2 separate regions of the Homo sapiens genome follow, and region 2 is linked to region 1. A link is an interaction called in ENCODE POLR2A ChIA-PET data of the cell type or tissue named here. Cell type or tissue: MCF 10A. All regions are shown on one strand. Links, peaks and the distances in the headings refer to the core of each region. The heading gives the core; the rest is flanking DNA.

Region 1 (4,399 bases), core at 250-4,249:
ACTTATTAAGTTTATCAAATGAGCTAAGCTCATTAGTGTACAAACAGAAAACAGTTTCATGTTTCTCTGATAACCCCTTCAGAATATGATACATCACAGCATCCTTCCCCAGCTCTGGGCAATATCTTGGGCTTATCTCATAGATTTTGAAATTACTTTCAAGAATGAAAACTCATTAAACATTTCTATTAAAAACTTCAGGCCAGGCACCGTGGCTCATATGTGTATTCCCAGTGCTTTGGCAGGCCAGGGTAGGGGGATTGCTTAAGGCCAGGAGTCCAACACCAGCCTGGGCAACATAGCAAGACCCCATCACTACAAAAAACTTAAAATTAGCTTGGTATGGTGGTGCATTCTTGCAGTCCTAGCCACTCAGGAGGCTGAGGCAGAAGGATCTCTTGAGCCTAGGAGTTTGAGGTTATAGTGAGCTATGATCAGACCACTGCACTCCAGCCTGGGCAATTGAATGAGACCCTGTCCCTGAAAATAAAAGGAAAGAAAAAAAAATACTTCAATCGTGTACTCAGTGCAGTCTCAGCCTGGTGTGGTGACCTACAGCATGGGAAGGAGGAACTGTCTGCTCTTCTTCCAACTCTTTCACATGGCTCCCTCTTGCTCTGCTGTGTCTGGGCTCTCCAGGGTCCAGTCAGGGAGCAGGGGGATTAAGGGAAGAAGGGCAAATATATCTTTGTGGCAGATGCTCTTGTAATACAGTATACCATGGCCTTGCAGTAGGAGGAGCCCAGATGCTGGCTCTCTCCAATGGGAAGCATTTGTGGGGCTTTTGAAGGCTCTCTGTGGGGACCATCTGGCTGAAAAACTCCCTTCAAAGTCAGTGCACTCTCCCACTTCTCCCAGAAGTTTCTTTTTTTTTTTGAGACAGAGTCTCCTTCTGTTGCCCAGGCTGGAGTACAGTGGTGCAATCTCAGCTCACTGCAACCTCCTCCTCCCAGGTTCAAGAGATTCTCCTGCCTCAGCCTCCCGAGTAGCTGGGATTACAGACATGCGCCATCACACCCAGCTAACTTTTGTATTTTTAGTAGAGATAGGGTTTTGTCATGTTGGCCAGGCTGGTTTCAAACTCCTGACCTCAAGTGACCACCCACCTTGGCCTCCCAAAGTGCTGGGATTACAGGCATGAGCCACCATGCCCAGCCTTCTCCCAGAAGTTTCTTGCAAATTTCTCAGCTCCTGCTCAGAAGTACAGCATATAACAGCTCATTGCTGGAGTCCCTTCACCCCATAGGCAGCACTTCTGATTCAAGGCCAGCTGTTTTCCATTGTAGTGCCTCGGAAACGCATGCCCTCACCACTACAAATTCTGGCTGTGTAAACAGGTTCCACTATGACCCTCTCATTTAGGATTCCCTGGTGGTTTCAACCAACACCCACCCCCCCAAATTCCAGACTCACCAGGCAGGAAGCAAACCCTAGTTTCCATTCATTTATGTCCCTAAATGCCGGAAGACACAAACCCACTCCTTCATAATCTCTCCTCCTCCACTCTACTCCAATCCCAGGACACCACAGGAGCCCTGAACTCTCTCAAGAGTTTCCCCAGAGGAAGAGAACAGGAAATGCCATGACACTATCCCTACCCCAAGGCCACTTTCTAATCCCCTTCCTCCTTTTCAGCTGGAGGATATGACTGAGGTTGATAATCACCATACTAGTTTTGCTGTCGCTTCATAATTTCTGCATGGATATGTCTGTGCTAATATCCTATTCAGAAATCTGGGGATAATTATCACCTCTTGCTCTCAACTTTGGGGATTCAGATAAAATTTCAAGACACCATGAAAAGTCCCATTTGATATTCTGTTACACTTAAAACACACCATGACGCTTTCCATATGAGCTCTCCGCCCTCGTCAGGGCTGTCTGCAGATGACACAATGGGAAACAGAGAAGCTGTGACTATTGGCAGAGTACTGCGTCTGGGCTGCTGAGATAAGACTTTTGGAAAGATTCAAACCACAGGCTTTTGCAATAGTTACACAATCACTTCCACCCCACCCTCAAGCTGAATGTCTTCCAGAAAGCAGAACATTCTTTAGGAGGTGATTATATAACTAAAACAGAAAAGGTTGTAACTGATGTGTGGGAATATCATTTAAGGGTTTGAAAATATATCAAATCAGAATGAAACACTTAATTAGGACAGGATAGCTTTTTATAGTTAAAGGTGATGCTGTAGAGAGGGGATTTAAATCATTCTGAATTACCCAAGGACTACCTTATGGAAACTACAGGGAAGCCAGTTTGGGACTCAAAAATATGCATTCATTCATTCACTCATTCATTCACTGAGTTCCTGCAAGGCTTCAGGCTCTGAGTTGGGGCTGATGTTGACGCAATGGTTAAGATTTGTTCCCTGCCCTCAAAAGAACTCAAAGAAAATCTCCATAACAGAATAAGGTGCCACCAGAGAAGAAATCATTATTCGAAAAAGATACTTGCACACGCATGTTTATAGCAGTACAATTTACAACTGCAAAATCGTGGAACCACCCCAAATGCCCATCAATTGATGAGTGGATAAAGAAACTGTGGTATATATATATATATATATATATATATATATATATATATATATATATATATATATATATGATGGAATACTATGCAGCCATAAAAAGGAATGAATTAACAGCATTTGCAGTCACCTGGATGAGACTGGAGACTAATACTTTAAGTGAAGTAACTCGGGAATGGAAAACCAAACATCGTAAGTTCTCACCGATATGTGGGAGCTAAGCTATGAGGATGCAAAGGCATAAGAACGATACAATGGACTTTGACGACTTGTGGGAAGACAGAGAGGGGTGAGGGATAAAAGACTACCACTATGGTGCAGTGTATACTGCTTGGGTGATGGGTGCACCAAAATCACACAAATCACCCCAAAGAATTTACTCATGGCCGGGCGTGGTGGCTCACGCCTGTAACCCCAGCACTTTGGGAGGCCAAGGTAGGCAGATCACCTGGGGTCAGGAGTTTGAGACCAGCCTGGCCAACATGGTGAAACTCCGTCTCTACTAAAAATACAAAAATTAGCCAGGTGTGGTGGCGGATACCTGTAATCCCAGCTACTCAGGAGGCTGAGGCAGAAGAATCACTTGAACCCAGGAGGCAGAGGTTGCGGTGAGCCGAGACCGCACCATTGCACTCTGGCCTGGGCAACAAGAGTGAAATTCCATCTCAAAAAAAATTTAAAAAGAGAACTTAGTCACATAAGCAAATACCACCTGTATTCCAATAACTTATGGAAAATTTTTGAAAATTAAAAAAGAAAAAGAAAAAAATTTTTTTAATCATTAAAAAAACTCATTTACATATTTTTTTAAAAAATAAGTACTGAGATCCCCTAAGGATCTGCCATATATGTATCCTGGAAGACCAATGAAGAGGGAGGATTCAAGTTCAAAGAGCAGGAGAAGAGAAGCAGTGAAACAACTGATCTTTAGGGTGCCTTCTATCCTTGCAAACCTGAGGCTCTGTTTGTGCTCTGGAACGCTCAGACATAAGCCATGATGTCCTGCTGGCTATGTGCTGAAGGAGCTGACTTGGTCCGTTGGATGTTTGCTGCACAGGAGGTTTTTGCAGAGTAGGACTGGCTAGGTTAAAAAAAAAAAAAGAAAGAAAGGAAAAAAAATAGCTCTCAACTTCTAGCTCCTCCTACCTAGCTAATCCCAGAGCATCTAGCAAGTGAGACAAGAGGTAGAGAGTGGGGCTGGGCATGATGGCTCATGCCTGTAATCCCAGCACTTTGAGAGGCTGAGGCGGGTGGATCACCTGAGGTCGGAGTTCACAACCAGCCTGGCCAACATGGTGAAACCCTGTCTCTACTAAAAATACAAAAAAAATGAGCCAGGCATGGTGGTGGGTGCCTGTAATCCCAGCTACTAGGGAGACGAGGCAGGAGAATTGCTTGAACCCGGGAGGCAGAGGTTGCAGTGAGCCAAGATCGCGCCATTGCACTCCAGCCTGGGCAATAAGAGCAAAACTCAGTCTCAAAAACAAACCAACAAACAAAAAAAGGTGGAGAGTGGAAGAAAAAGGCAGATCTTACCTCCTCCTTTCCTACTTCAAGCCTCTGGGAGAACATGGGAGGAGAGGTTTATAATTAGAGATGTGATTAAAGTTTTTATTTTGATTAAATAAAATTAATTTCAGACAGGCAATAGAACCAACAGTGCATAGTCCAACATCAGAGGTGTGTTCACTAAAATGCAGAGGACAATCAGTAACAGGAGTTCCATCAAGCAGACCTCATGCAGGCAGAGGGAATTCAGGTAGCTGGTGAGGAACGGAAATGCTTAAAAATGGTCTACATGTGCTTGCACTGAAACACACAACAAGGGACAAAGATTTGTGAAATGTGTCCAACAATGCTAAA
Region 2 (4,399 bases), core at 170-4,169, 92 kb after region 1:
AGCAAGACCTTGTCTCAAAAAAAAAAAAAGAAATTCCAAAAGGGAGACACTGAAAAATGTGTGTTATAATATCAGCCTACATTAAATTATATGTTGATGTATGACCTGTTCATCTTAAGGCTATTTATATAACATTTCTGGACACATGTTGCTTCTAAAAAATATCCATTATCATTTTGCTCATCTTACCAGGAGTTAAGGAAAGATAATACAGTTAATGTAAAACAAAATCTATTTTGGTTTTAAACTGTCACTGATGTTCAAATGTATTAAGAATTTGTAATCAATTTTGCTTTGTGATATGTGTTTTCCATAAAAGGTCATTTTAACTGCAAAGTTGTTATATTTAAATCTGATTTATAGAACTTTTCTTTTCCCCATAACTGAATACAGGCATATTAATGTCTTAGAGTTGTGGAAATTTAATCATAGTTATTTTTCATAGAGGTACAATCCGCTTACATGTGATTTTTCTACCTTGGCAAGTACTATTACGTAGTAGTAGAGAAAATAAATGCAAGACTTCAGTCAAAAATAGTCATACATGGCTTTTCAGTAGATGGTCTATAGAAAGGCCTGTATTAACCTACTATGTATTTCATGCTATTAAAAGAAATGTCATTTCCCAAAAAACCACCTGTTGTAAAAAGAGTGCATTATATAGTTGTGTGGAATGCAATGGTGCGATATCAGCTCACCGCAACCTCCATCTCCTGGGTTCAGTTCTCCTGCCTCAGCTTCCTGAGTGGCTGGGATTACAGGCGCCCACCACCAGGCCCAGCTAATTTTTTGTATTTGTGGTAGAGACTGGGTTTCACCATGTTGGTCAGGCTTGTCTTGAACTGCTGACCTTAGGTGATCCACCCGCCTTGGCCTCTGGAGGTGCTGGGATTACAGGCATCAGCCACCACGTCCTTTTTTTTTTTTTTTTTTTTTTTAAGACAGCATCTTACTTCCTCTCCCAGCTGGACAGTGGTGCGATCTCAGCTCACTGCAACCTCTGCCTTCCAATTTCAAGTGATTCTCCTGTCTCAGCCTCCCAAGTAGCTGGGATCACAGGCGTGTGCCACCATGCCCGGCTAATTTTTGTATTTTTAGTAGAGATAGTTTCCCTGTGTTGGCCAGGCTGGTCTCGAACTCCTGACCTCAAGTAATGTACCCGCCTCAGCCTCCCAAAGTGGTGGGTTTACAGTCGTGAGCCACTATGTCTGGCCGCATTATATGGTATTTTTTTTTTTAAGAACTTGAGTTTAGAAAAATAAAGGGTGAAAATAGCTTAAAATGTTGCTGAAGATAGTGTCTGAGCTGCATCCTAAATGAAACAATACAGGTACTAAAGCAAGTTCTGCCTTAATCCAGGAACAACCAGGAAGCTATATGAGAAAAAGCTTTTGAAACTGAGGGAACAAGGAACAGAATCAAGATCTTCTACTCCTCTGCCAACAATTTCTTCTTCAGCAGAAAATACAAGGCAGAATGGAAGTAATGATTCTGACAGATACAGTGACAATGAAGAAGGTAAAATTTTAAATGATGTTAATCAAATGTATGGAATTTTTTCACACTCAAAATTCAGTGACCATGAAGAAAGTAAAATTTAAAACAATATTGGCAAGATACACAAATTTTATTCGTGTCATTAGAGTAATTCTGTAATTTGATTTAAATACTTTTTATTGAAAATTCTAAGAAGCAACATAGTACAAATTCATAATTTTCCATCACCTGAAATTGCAAGTTAACTTTGTCTTTTTTGCTACAAATCTCATTTTTCTGAGAGAATAAAGTATTACAAGTAAAGGCAAAGTTTCTCGTACTTACCTGTACCTATCACCTCCACAGAAGTAACTACTATTATTAATTCAATGCCTGTCTTTCAAGTTTTATATTTCACATACACATCTGTCTAATACATGGTATTATTTTATACTTTAAGAATAAAAAATTTATATAAACAGTATGCTAAATCTTATCACTTGCTTTTTCTTACTCCATTATTTTTGAAATCTAATCCTGTTAATTACATATCTGTTTATTCTTCATAATTAATACATAGTGGTAGCATTTAAATATGGCATATTTTCTCTGTTCTCTATTGATAGGCATTTAAATTGTTCGCAGTTTTTGTTAATCTGACCTCAGGGCAACTTTAAAGCAAATATTTTGACTATATTTTTAGTAGACTGTATAGTATCTTAAAATTTGATCATGATGTTTAAATATTTTTTAAGGATAGTATGTGAAATAAATGTCCTTTAAAAATTATAAATACAACTTGATTTTTGTAAACTTTTAATTAATATGACTTGTGATTATTTATTTTGATCCAGATTGTTTATATCTCAATAAGCTTTGTCTACCAGGGCAAATCTGGCAGATTAGTTCAGAATATGAAATTATAGTCTTTTCCTTTGACAGCACTATTTTTAGCAAAGAGGCAAAGAATAAAATCAGCTCAAACACAGGTAATGCTTAAACTTCCTGCCTCTTTTGCCTCTACAGGAAAGAAGAAAGAACACAAGAAAGTGAAGTCCACTAGGGATATTGTTCCTTTTTCTGAACTTGGAACTACTCCCTCTGGTGGTGGATTTTTTCAGGGTATTTCTTTTCCTGAAATCTCCACCCGTCCTCCTTTGGGCAGTACCGAACTACAGGCAGCTAAGAAAGTACATACTTCTAAGGGAGACCTACCTAGGGAGCCTCTTGTTGCCACAAACTTGCCTGGCAGGGGACAGTTGCAGAAGTTAGCCTCTGAAAGGAATTTGTTTATTTCATGCAAGTCTAGCCATGATAGGTGTTTAGAGAAAAGTTCTTCGTCATCTTCTCAGCCTGAACACAGTGCCATGTTGGTCTCTACTGCAGCTTCTCCTTCACTGATTAAAGAAACCACCACTGGTTACTATAAAGACATAGTAGAAAATATTTGCGGTAGAGAGAAAAGTGGAATTCAACCATTATGTCCTGAGAGGTCCCATATTTCAGATCAATCGCCTCTCTCCAGTAAAAGGAAAGCACTAGAAGAGTCTGAGAGCTCACAACTAATTTCTCCGCCACTTGCCCAGGCAATCAGAGATTATGTCAATTCTCTGTTGGTCCAGGGTGGGGTAGGTAGTTTGCCTGGAACTTCTAACTCTATGCCCCCACTGGATGTAGAAAACATACAGAAGAGAATTGATCAGTCTAAGTTTCAAGAAACTGAATTCCTGTCTCCTCCAAGAAAAGTCCCTAGACTGAGTGAGAAGTCAGTGGAGGAAAGGGATTCAGGTTCCTTTGTGGCATTTCAGAACATACCTGGATCCGAACTGATGTCTTCTTTTGCCAAAACTGTTGTCTCTCATTCACTCACTACCTTAGGTCTAGAAGTGGCTAAGCAATCACAGCATGATAAAATAGATGCCTCAGAACTATCTTTTCCCTTCCATGAATCTATTTTAAAAGTAATTGAAGAAGAATGGCAGCAAGTTGACAGGCAGCTGCCTTCACTGGCATGCAAATATCCAGTTTCTTCCAGGGAGGCAACACAGATATTATCAGTTCCAAAAGTAGATGATGAAATCCTAGGGTTTATTTCTGAAGCCACTCCACTAGGAGGTATTCAAGCAGCCTCCACTGAGTCTTGCAATCAGCAGTTGGACTTAGCACTCTGTAGAGCATATGAAGCTGCAGCATCAGCATTGCAGATTGCAACTCACACTGCCTTTGTAGCTAAGGCTATGCAGGCAGACATTAGTCAAGCTGCACAGATTCTTAGCTCAGATCCTAGTCGTACCCACCAAGCGCTTGGGATTCTGAGCAAAACATATGATGCAGCCTCATATATTTGTGAAGCTGCATTTGATGAAGTGAAGATGGCTGCCCATACCATGGGAAATGCCACTGTAGGTCGTCGATACCTCTGGCTGAAGGATTGCAAAATTAATTTAGCTTCTAAGAATAAGCTGGCTTCCACTCCCTTTAAAGGTGGAACATTATTTGGAGGAGAAGTATGCAAAGTAATTAAAAAGCGTGGAAATAAACACTAGTAAAATTAAGGACAAAAAGACATCTATCTTATCTTTCAGGTACTTTATGCCAACATTTTCTTTTCTGTTAAGGTTGTTTTAGTTTCCAGATAGGGCTAATTACAAAATGTTAAGCTTCTACCCATCAAATTACAGTATAAAAGTAATTGCCTGTGTAGAACTACTTGTCTTTTCTAAAGATTTGCGTAGATAGGAAGCCTGGTACAAACAATTTAACGCTTTCTAGATCACATATTAGTCTCTAAGTTGTTTTCTGTTTCCTGCTTTACTTATGTTTTTACAATTCTCCAAAACTAAGAAAATTCTAATTAGGATATAAGGAGTATTTACTGTTCAATAGAATAATATGCATCCTCCTTTATACCTAGGACAGAATT

The links. ChIA-PET counts read pairs that join two places held together with the same protein. Peaks named below come from ENCODE experiments on the same cell type or tissue, not always from the same donor. Only the 100,000 strongest peaks of a DNase experiment are listed, where the experiment ranks them.
Region 2: POLR2A ChIA-PET joins it to region 1 with 6 read pairs; 4 of 35 experiments call an interaction of 5 or more read pairs at or near these places.

What each region holds. Positions count from the first base shown.
Region 1 is chr12:98,438,284-98,442,682 of GRCh38, forward strand. No RefSeq gene overlaps it. Among named protein-coding and RNA genes, the nearest start is that of TRD-GTC1-1, 63 kb to the right of the region's middle. In MCF 10A, for the core only: no CTCF peak of the experiment used is centred there; a DNase peak (open chromatin) is centred at 1,938.
Region 2 is chr12:98,530,321-98,534,719 of GRCh38, forward strand. It overlaps TMPO (thymopoietin), which reads left to right. Exons shown (of 9, transcript NM_001032283.3): 3 at 1,360-1,518. Among named protein-coding and RNA genes, the nearest start is that of TMPO-AS1, 16 kb to the left of the region's middle. In MCF 10A, for the core only: a CTCF peak has its summit at 2,591 (motif pointing left); a DNase peak (open chromatin) is centred at 2,581.